4 separate regions of the Mus musculus genome follow, and all the other regions are linked to region 1. Evidence: chromatin loops called from intact Hi-C (ENCODE). Cell type or tissue: left cerebral cortex. All regions are shown on one strand.

Region 1 (2,500 bases):
CCAAGCTGGCGTCCCATCTTCTTGGGAAGAAATCTGAAGCTAGGGAAGAGAATCCACTCTGGATACCAACCAGTGAATATCACGGATGTCACCTCTGACGTTGATCTAAGCCAGGGCTGCATATACAGGAGTGAGGAATTTTGTTAGCCAGCGGGGTGATTTCTCGGCGATGAGACTACTCAGAGTCTCTTGGGACCCAGATATCTTTTTTAAGAGTTAGTGTCAAACTTGGTGTGTAGCTCAGTTGGTTAAATGCCTATCACACACAAGTCCTGGTTTCTATCCCCAGCACCACGTAAAACTGGATGTAGTGGCAAAAAGCATGTCATCCCAGCACTTAGGAGGCAGAGGCAGGAGGATCGGAAGTTTAAGGTCATCCTTGGCTAGGTAGCAAGTGTGAAGGTAGCCTGACATACTGGAGACTCTGAAGGCAGAGGCAAGAGGACCTCTCACTATGTAGACCAGGCTGTCCTTGTCTACATAATGAGATCCTATCCCAGAGAGAGACAAAGAGGAAAAGAGGGACAGACACACATACACATACACACACACACACACACACTGGCAGATGGCAGACAAACTCACAGAGTGAGTTGTCCAAGTTATATTGAGAGAATCTTCTTGAGTGCCTCAGTTTACCCCAGATCCATGGTCAGGGAGCCCTCCTCTGTGTTCGGCCTCCAGCCTGCAGCTCCTCCTCTTAGGAATCGAGGCAGCCCATGATGTCACTTCCTATTCAACTTCAAGCCACCCCAGCCTTCCAGCCAGCCCAAGTGAGGCCACCCGAGCCCCTCTCTCTCCCCCATCTACCTTTACCCAGACCCACCCAGCTGCCAGTCTCCTCCGTGCCTACGCCCTCAGCAGCTGATTTTTAGTTAATCTCCCTCCCACGATCCACTGCGCTGACATGCCCCACCACCACCAGCCCGCCTGCCAGCCAGTTTGTGAGAGCAAGTGCCACTTCGCCCACCAGCAGCTCAGTTTCCCTGCTACATGGCTTGAAGCCACACCCTCCTCCTCCTTCCCCTCCCTCCTTTCCCCACCAGACTCCCCCCTCCCTCCACCTCAGCAGCTTCTCAGCATCCCTTGGGGGAGTCCTGCTCATTGGAAACGGAGAAGGAAAGAACCAAGCTGGCAACCCCAAAATTGTACCTAGCATCAAAACCCTGAAAGTCCACATCTGTCTAATGGACGCACACACACACACACACACACACACACACACAGAGGGATCAGACCTGTACTATTACATGGAAACATAATACAGAATTAACATGAGCCCCACATACCATCTTAAAATTTTCCAATGGTCCCATTTGTATTCATTTATATTATTTAGGTGTTTTATTCATTTGGATGTGTCTTTGTTTTTCTGGTTTGGTTTTTTGGGTTTTTTGAGACGGAATCTCGCATAGCCCTTGAATTTCCTGTGTAGCTGGGGATAACTTTGAACTCCCTACCCACCTCCCTCCACCTTTCAAGAGCTGGGACTGCAGGCATGCACCACCACGTTGAAGCTTACCTCATTCTTCACGAGGTAAAAAAGGAATAAGCAGAATTCATTTTATTAATGTGTTCTATTTAACCCGAAGTATCCAAAATATCCTTTTAGCATGCCATCAATATAGAATATATTAGCAGGATATTTTACATCAGATTTTTTTTTTTTTTGCTGCGTGCTAAGTCTGAAATCTCTGCGTGTCTTACACTTGAAGCGCATCTCAATTTGAATGCTAAATCTTCATCTAAAATACGTGATCCGTATTTAGATTTCATCAGATTTACAGCCATAAAGGTATAGAGTCTTACGTCCAAGTCGTTCCACTTCTACTCAAAAGTGGTCTAATAACTAGATTGGGGAATCCGTTTTTAATTAAATGTAAATTAGCTAAAATTAAATCTCATTAAGTCAAATGGATACAAGCCACATTTCAGGAGCTTGGTGGGCATACGCGCGTGGCTTGAGGGCCATGGTGGGTGGTCTGGACCTTGGGGTCTGGATACCCCCAGGCTGGAGAACTGGTATCCCTGGGCTGGGGATGAGCAGATGTCCCTCCATCGGAACTTTTCAGGAAAGAGCTAATGGCCCTTTGATGCTCAGTTGCAGCTCCTGGGGCCTAGTGAGTCACTCGCTCCACTATATGACAGTGTCTGAAGCCATGCTAGGAGGAGGAACCCAGAGGGGACTGTCCCTTGATGTTCATCTGACAGAAGTAGTTTTAGAATGCTCGTTCCAACTTGGCTTCCATGTGGAAAGCTCTGTCTGTGCCCTGTTTCTAACTAGCAGTTCTCAGAAAGAAGCCCTCCCTGTCTAGGCTTGCCTAGGGGGTCACAGCTTGACTGTTGATGTTTTGCTCACCACAGCATCCTAGTACTACAGGGAGCATCATGGTCCGTACACTCAAGAGCCACCTTGTTGATTTGCCTTCCTAGCCATGGTTGTGAGAGCCTAATAAACCTCAACACAACAGCCCCTCCCATGTGCCAGGTCTTGCCTACC
Region 2 (2,500 bases), 750 kb before region 1:
AGAGCCTTGAGGGATCTTGCTGTAGGGTCTCGCTGTAGGGTCTGTGGCCACCTCCCCTACTGCCTCAAGAAAGAAACTGGGGCTGGATGTAGTGGTGCATGCCTTTAATTCCAGCACAGAGGCAGGGAGATCTCTGTGAGTTCAAGGCCAGCCTAGTTTACATAGTGAGTTCCAGGACAGCCAAGGCTATATGGTGAGAGACCTTGACTTGAAACCGAACGAAACCAAAACCAAAATTAACAAGAAAGCAAGCTGGTAGTTGGGGTGTAGGAAGAGGTCATCTGTGGTCATTGCAGTGGGCAGATAGGAGCAGAAGGATGGGAGGGGGCGGGGAACCTGAAGAGCCATGAAGGGAAATCCAACGTGTGCTTGTGTTTCTTGCCTCAGAGGCCAGGTCTGGCTAACCATCTAGGGAATGATGAGCGCCCATCAGTGGGCGTGTATGAGGAGGGCTGGGGTGTCCAGCCATGGGGAACATTCTTCGAAGAGTTTCCACTCTGGGTAGGTACTGTACTAGATTAATGTCTCCAATAAGCACACACCAGGCCCCTCCTGTGTGCTGGGTCCCAGGGTTGTAGGGCTGTGTAGAGAAAAGACAATATTGAGGTAATGTAGGTCAGTTGGAGGCAAGGAGGCTCAAGAGGTGGACTTTGCTCCGGAGATGCTGGGCGGGAGGGTGGAAGGAAGCCCAATGCAGCGAGGGAGGCAGCTCCTCACGCTTACACAGCAGGTGCTTGGAAGCATTTGTTGAATAAATGAATTTAGATTATTTTATGGTTCACTTGCTTATGTCTGCCAGTGACTCACGCTGTGCACATCCTTCCTTTTGTGCAGCCTTCCCCAGCACACAGATACACAGGCACACACGTACACACATACACACGAGCACGCACACACACGTACACGCGCGTGCGCGCGCGCACGCACACACACACGCACACGCACACGCACACGCACACGCACACACACACGCACACGCACACACACACACACGCACACGCACTGTACACTGTTGATTGCCCAGTGCTTTGCCTGGCACCTGGAGCGCTGAGTAAGCAGCTGTGGTCCACATGCCTGCAAGGCTGTCAGATGGATGATTGGCAGCTGGTGGGGAAAACAGCCTTGCTCACTTTACTGTCTGCTTCCCCCCCCCCCCCCGCCCCCTCGGTGGTGCTGAGCTGGAAGCGCTGCGTGGCTTCTGGCACATGGGCTTAAACTCAGCACCTAATGACTCACTTTGTGGATTATCCACGGCCTGTTTCATTTATGACATCTCTCTTTTCAACGGTAAGCTTCTGGGATACATTTAGCAAGAACCAGGCATACGTGACCATTTTAACAGGGGTTCGTGACTCTCATAGTACTTGGGGAGCCTGGGGGCTTTTCAGAAGGGGGAGGGATGAAAACATCAAAGAGAAGCATGAGGTGGGGGCTGGGGCTGGGGTTTCTTTGCTGTTTAGAAAGTCCTGAGGCATGGGAGGGGTCAGCTCTTGCAGCCACGGACCCTATTCTTGGAAGGCAAGTCGTTGCTGCAGGTCCCACATTCAGCCACTAGATGTCAGTGTTTCTTAACAGACGGAGCTGGGGATGGCCTCTTGCAAGGGAAGTTCTAACTGGTGGTAAGTGCCTGCGGGGTGAGTGTGGATGCCACTGTCTATTTAAGAGTTTCCGTATATTTTATGTAGTGAGTCGTCTGAGGATCCCTGGAGTTCAGAACCACATTACCTCCATCCAGTCCAACTGCAGACAACTGTGTGTGTGTGTGTGTGTGTGTGTGTGTGTGTGTACGTGACATTGTCAGCAAGGAGAGGGTGGAGCTGGGCAATCAGGCTTTAGGAGCCTTTTTGCTTCCTGGCTGAGAGAAAGGAAAGACAATGTCAGATGTGGAGGGAGGGGAGAGGAGAAAGACAGCCAAAAGCTGGGGAGAACCCACCTCACATAGCATCACAGCATGGGCCACATCGACACCCTGGAACACTTCCGTGTGCCCCAAGCTTCACTCCTGGTAGAGCTTTGTGTGTTCCAGAGGCTCCCAGAAAATGTACCAAATGGAGGTTGTAGAGATGGAGGCAGAAGAGGGACATTGGAGTAAGAAGAATGATGGAGGCCCCCAGTATACTCATCAGAGGATGAGGAACAGAGCCCAATCCCCACCCCACACCCCAACACTTACTTTCCTCCCGGCTCTTCAGTGCAAGAGTTAGGAATCTTCAAATGTAAGGCAGGGATTGGCTCTTGAGCCCCCAAGGGCAGTCCTAGAAATGTCTCCACTCAGGGTGGTGACGGCTACGGGCCCCTATTGCAGTACGGTGGCCGGAGATCACAAGCTTCAGGCTTTACACAGAGATAAGAGAGGTTATCTGCTGCCTCCCCTGGTTGCTTCCCCACAGAGTCTCAAGTTCCGTCATTAGAGACTGTGATTTATTTAGGTCAGGCCCTGGCTCCCCCTAGGAATTTTACATAGTTTCTTGCATGTAATAGACTGTTCAGTAAATATTTG
Region 3 (2,500 bases), 190 kb before region 1:
AAGGGGGTAATCTTCTGTGATAGCAAACAGGCCCCCCATTACCTACTCCAGCCATTGTCTTCCTCCTGGACACAGTAGTGATGCGTCCCCTCTGTGATAAAGTTTCCCCGGCAAATAACACCCATTCGCTAACCATGGAGAGGTGGTCCTTGTGTGCCGTGGGCGTTTTCTTAGGAGAGGTACCATTTTACCCACTTACCTGCTGGGGGGGGGGGTGTTCTGGAGCAGCCAGGACTTCCTTCTCTTTTGAAGTGAATTCTGCTGCTGCTGTCTGCATCGGTCTAGGTTCAGAGGCAAACACAGGGAGAAAAGTCTTGCCTAAGGACTAATCCTAATGGTGGAGGGAGATGGGATCTAAATAAAGGAGGAGACCCAGCCTGTCCCCAGAGCATTGCAGGAGAGCTGTATCCTGTATCTGTAAGTCCAAGCGAAAGGGTGGGGGTGGCATTGGGAGCAGAGTGGGGTGCAGAGCCTGAAAAAGGCACACAGACCCTCCTGGTGGGGTACCCACAGTAGCTTCACCTTCTGCATATCTCTCTCTGTGTGTGTGTGTGTGTGTGTGTATGTATGTGTGTGTGTGTGTGTGTGTGTGTGTTTCTAATGTGAAGGTTCACGTGTGTTTACATTTGAGTGACGGCCACAGGGCAACCTCAGCTGTCTACCCGCAGGTGCTGTCCACCTTGCTTTTTAAGAAAAGCTCTCTCATTGACCAAGTTGGTTAGACTGGCAGGTCAGACACCACCAGGAATCCACCTGTCTTTGCCTCCCTAGCACAGGGATTTCACATGAGCACCACCAGTCTGGCTTTCTGTGAGGCGGGTTCTCAGGGAGCGTATAAGACTCAGGAGCTCCAATGATTTATCCACTGAGCTCGCTTCCTAGCCCTCCTGTGACCTTCTAACTATTCTAGGGGCACCAAAAACAGGGGAATGGTGTCTGCAAGTGGCTTTTCCAGAAACAAGTTCCTCTCAGAGGGATAAAAAGAAAACTACCTTTCTGTGGTTGCATAGGCTGATTCCCCGCCCTACCCGCCATGCTCTCTCTTTTCCAGATGGATGGAGGCAGGCTGGATGAGAGCTTCGGGGATAAGGACTCCCCTTAACCACATGAGCATGGAAGACAGCCCACAAAGACAGGAGAGCACCCTCCCTTTCTTCATCCTATCCCGGGGATAAAGCGTCTAGATTTGTAAGGACACACTTGCCTGTTCAGAAGGTCTGCTCTTAGGATGAGCACAAATGCTATTTGGAACCTGAGCAGCAGCTAGCTCAGACTCTTGCAGTTACAAGTCTGGGCACTGGACCCAAATGGAGAAATCCACCAAGGTTTCAGACGTTGGTACCCACACGAACTCCAGCCCAAGGGCACAGACAGTGTCTCTGCTCCGATTGCTGGCTAAGAAGCAATTGCTGCAAAACTGACTCTCAGGCCCCCTCTGTGAGCAAGCCCTGTAACAACACCCTAAAGAACAGCTGTTTCTGATGGGATGGGCAGGGCCTGAGCTCTCAAGCGTGTAGTTCAGAGTCTGGGGCTTGGGGGTAGAGAGGCAGAATCTGGGTTTCTCAGAGATGGGAGGGGCGTGGCCACCTAAGGGGGAGAGATCTAGGCTGCTTATCCCCAAAGCCACTCCTCAGTCAAAAACTCAGTCGGATAACAAGCCCTAGGCCCGGACTAGGTTCAGACTGCCAGGGAGAAAGACAAAAGCAGGGTTTGAAGTGGACGAATGTAAAGCTGAAGACAGGCAGGCTAGGTTTTTCGTCTATTTCCACTAAATGCTCAAAGCTGTTCTTCCAAGGCAGGTGAGGAGAGAACAGTAGAGCGATGAGAGGTGTTCAGTGCCTGCGTCCATAGCGATGAGAAGAGGCTTGGGGACTGGAGAAGATGAGGCAGAGCTCTCGAAGTCAGTGAGATGCCTGAAGGGCAATGACCAGAACTGGAAGACCACAGGGGTGTGTCTCCGAAGACCTGGGCCCTGGAGGCATGAAGAGAAAAGCTGGCAAAGGTGACGGGCCTCAACCCTTCCTTTTCCAGCCGAAATACCAACCTTGCAAGACTGATTTTTTTTCCCAGCAGGCTCAGTGCCAGGGACTACACCGTCTTTTAGGAAACCCACGGAACTGTTTTAATTTCTTTTAAAATCAGGGGAAAAATTAAATGAACTTTTAAATGAAAGAAAATGTTTTAATATGTAGTAATATATTTGTTTTTACGCCAACACAGCCGCAAAATATTACTTTTAATATTTTTAATAGAGAAAAGAGCCCACGGAGGTAGAGGCGTCTGTTGCCTGTAAGTACAACTGTTAAAGGGGTCTTCCAGCTCCTGGCCTTCCCACACTAGAAGGTACATTCTGCTCCCTTCCCTGGGCCACGAGGGAGGACCCCTCTGGCTCTCTCCTTTGTGTCTCTGCTGCTAATGTGCCTTTAAAGGGGGAGCTCAGAAGAAGAAGAAGAAACAAAGAACGCACGAGTTTGGCACCAACTTCACTTTCTCAGCCTTC
Region 4 (2,500 bases), 65 kb before region 1:
GGAGCTCTCGTGGTACTTAGAAAGTACTTGGCAGGAACTTAAATCCACCAGCATTGTGTATTTTTAAATTTTTGTGATTTCATCCATTCCCCCACCCCACCCCCTGCCTAGTTCTTTTAGAATTTCATTTTCATGTTTAAAACATCAATCTCTCCAGCATTTATTTTGAGGTAAAGTGTGAGGAAGGATATTCAATTTTATATTTTATTCCCACATGGCTCTCTGGCTGTTCCAAAGCCGTATGCTAAATAATTGCTCCTCCCCACCCCTCACCTCTGCCTTGATTTGGAATTCAGCACTCCTCATACGTTGAAAGTCCTTATTATGTATTTGGGTTTATTTCTAGAATCTGAGACCACCCTTTCATCAAACTTAGCATAAAGACCACACTGTTTGAGTGGGTGCAGTTCTGCTTACACTTTAATAGCTAGGGTAGTCTTTCTCCCATTGTCCAGACTTTTGTGTTTTGGCTTGGTTTTAGATTTTTAAAAAAATATGTTATTTTTTAAGTGGTGTGTGTGTGTGTGTGTGTGTGTGTGTGTGTGAACTCAGGTACCCCAAGGACCAGAAGCATCAGGTCCTGTGTTAGTTAGGGTTTTACTGCTGTGAACAGATACCATAACCAAGGCAACTCTTATAAGGACAACATTTAATTGGGGCCGAGTTACAGGTTCAGAGGTTCGGTCCCTTATCATCAAGGCAGGAACATGGCAGCATCCAGGCAGGCATGGTACAGGAGGGGCTGAGAGTTCTACATCTTCATCAGAAGGCTGATAGCAAAGTACTAACCTCCAGGCAGCTAGGAGTAGGATCTTAAAGCCCACACCCACAGTGACACACCTACTCCAACAAGGCCACACCTCCAAATAGTGCCATCCCCTGGGCCAAGCATATACAGATCATCACAGGTCCCCTGGAGCCGGAGTTAGAGACAGTTATGAACTGGCTAACATGAATGCCAAGAACCAGACTTGGGTCCTCTGCAAAGTCAGCACGTGCTCTTTCGTAACTGTTGAGCCCTGTCTCTAGGACCAGTTGTTAGTTTTTGTGGCTGTTTTTATATACACTTTAGAATCGGTCTGTCTCGTTTTGTAAAAAGGGAGCCGACGGATGGCCAAGTGAAATCAGTGAGTAAAAGTTCTTGTCTCGAGAGGCTGATGGGAGATGTTTGATCCCTGAGCCCACGGCGGAAGAAGAGAACTGACTTTCTCTCATCTCCACGGCGCGATGCTTGTGACACAGGAGCACCCGCCCACATACGCATATGATCATCTTCGTAATCGTCAATTTAAATATTTTAATAAAAACTGGAGAGGGTTCAAAGTGAGGAAAGATTTGGAAGAGTGACATGCTCATACTGTTGATTCTATTTACCCAGAACTCTCTGGGCACGGTTACCCTTCTCACTGACTCGAGGGGCTGTGGTGGACATACAGTCCCACAGGCTGAGTATCGCCTCATCTGAAAGCAAAACCAGAGAAGACCTACCAGCCTCAGCTAACAGAGTGTGTGCGTCTCTCTCCAACACGATGTGCCCATCCATATACAGAAGCAATGGTTGTCCCTTCCTAAGCGTGTGCTTATCTGTTTATTTAATTAGCATCCTGCACTCATTTATTTACTCTTCACGGTAAACATGCCCCCAGCTTACAGCTAAAGAAAGTGGTGTGTAGAAGATAAACAATCTCCACAGTCTATGGTCTCTACGTTCCTGGGAACTCACAGCACAGACCTGAGATAGTTGTCCATGTACAGATACACATGGAGGAGACAGATGTGCCCAGACATGTCAGATACACACAAAGACATACACATACTGGTTTACACACATGTACATACATCTGCACACACAAACACAACTAACCCCCCACAGCCATCAGTCCTCCGGTGGAACGCATCCCAGCTCCCAGCCAGCTCCTACTTTCTGGTGCACTTCCCAGTGTTTCCTTTGGGTGGGGTTTCCCTCCCAGGATCCCCATATCCAGAGGACAAGGAACACTAGAGCTAGAGCAAGGGTGGCCTCAGAGCAGTGGCCTGGGCCTCAGTCCCTCTGTGTCACCTCAGAAGGATAACATGAGAGGACGGATGGGGAGGACCAAGACCTGGCCTGGTACCCAGCAGGTGTGCAAGCACAGTATCTTTTCCCCTTCATCCCCCAAGGCCATTATCTCCAGCAGACACTGAAATCAAACCACCTGAGCGCAAGGCATTGGCCCAGGTTGTTCATTCCTGGGGTCTGGGCAGTGAGCTGGTAAATTCAGTCCTGGAGCAAGTGGCTCGTGAGGGAGCCCACAGATGCTAGATGTCTAGGTGCAGAGAGCATGCGTGCTCAAATGTGTGTACAAACACACTCTCCTCCTCCTCCTCCTCTTCCTCCTCCTCCCCCCTCCTCCTCCTCCCCCTCCTCCTCCTCCTCCTCCTCCTCCTCCTCCTCCTCTTAATGCTGGCTCTGAGTCAGCCCACATCCAAGGAAGGGATTTAATCACTCGGGGCCGGGAAT

What was found. A loop is a pair of places that touch in the nucleus more often than their neighbours do. Peaks named below come from ENCODE experiments on the same cell type or tissue, not always from the same donor. Only the 100,000 strongest peaks of a DNase experiment are listed, where the experiment ranks them.
Region 2: it touches region 1 in a loop (4-fold over the local background); 2 of 42 quality-filtered maps call a loop at or near these places.
Region 3: it touches region 1 in a loop (2.6-fold over the local background); 2 of 42 quality-filtered maps call a loop at or near these places.
Region 4: it touches region 1 in a loop (10-fold over the local background); 3 of 42 quality-filtered maps call a loop at or near these places.

What each region holds. Positions count from the first base shown.
Region 1 is chr11:113,881,698-113,884,197 of GRCm38, reverse strand. All of the region lies in intron 5 of Sdk2 (sidekick cell adhesion molecule 2), which reads left to right. Among named protein-coding and RNA genes, the nearest start is that of Gm51930, 79 kb to the right of the region's middle. In left cerebral cortex, no CTCF peak of the experiment used is centred here; a DNase peak (open chromatin) is centred at 956.
Region 2 is chr11:114,635,579-114,638,078 of GRCm38, reverse strand. No RefSeq gene overlaps it. Among named protein-coding and RNA genes, the nearest start is that of Gm31781, 11 kb to the right of the region's middle. In left cerebral cortex, a CTCF peak has its summit at 1,552 (motif pointing right); DNase peaks (open chromatin) are centred at 760, 1,173, 1,559 and 1,957; H3K4me3 peaks cover 471 bases.
Region 3 is chr11:114,067,535-114,070,034 of GRCm38, reverse strand. No RefSeq gene overlaps it. Among named protein-coding and RNA genes, the nearest start is that of Sdk2, 1.8 kb to the right of the region's middle. In left cerebral cortex, a CTCF peak has its summit at 1,450; DNase peaks (open chromatin) are centred at 1,425 and 1,984.
Region 4 is chr11:113,946,329-113,948,828 of GRCm38, reverse strand. All of the region lies in intron 1 of Sdk2 (sidekick cell adhesion molecule 2), which reads left to right. Among named protein-coding and RNA genes, the nearest start is that of Gm51929, 94 kb to the left of the region's middle. In left cerebral cortex, no CTCF peak of the experiment used is centred here; DNase peaks (open chromatin) are centred at 1,000 and 1,069.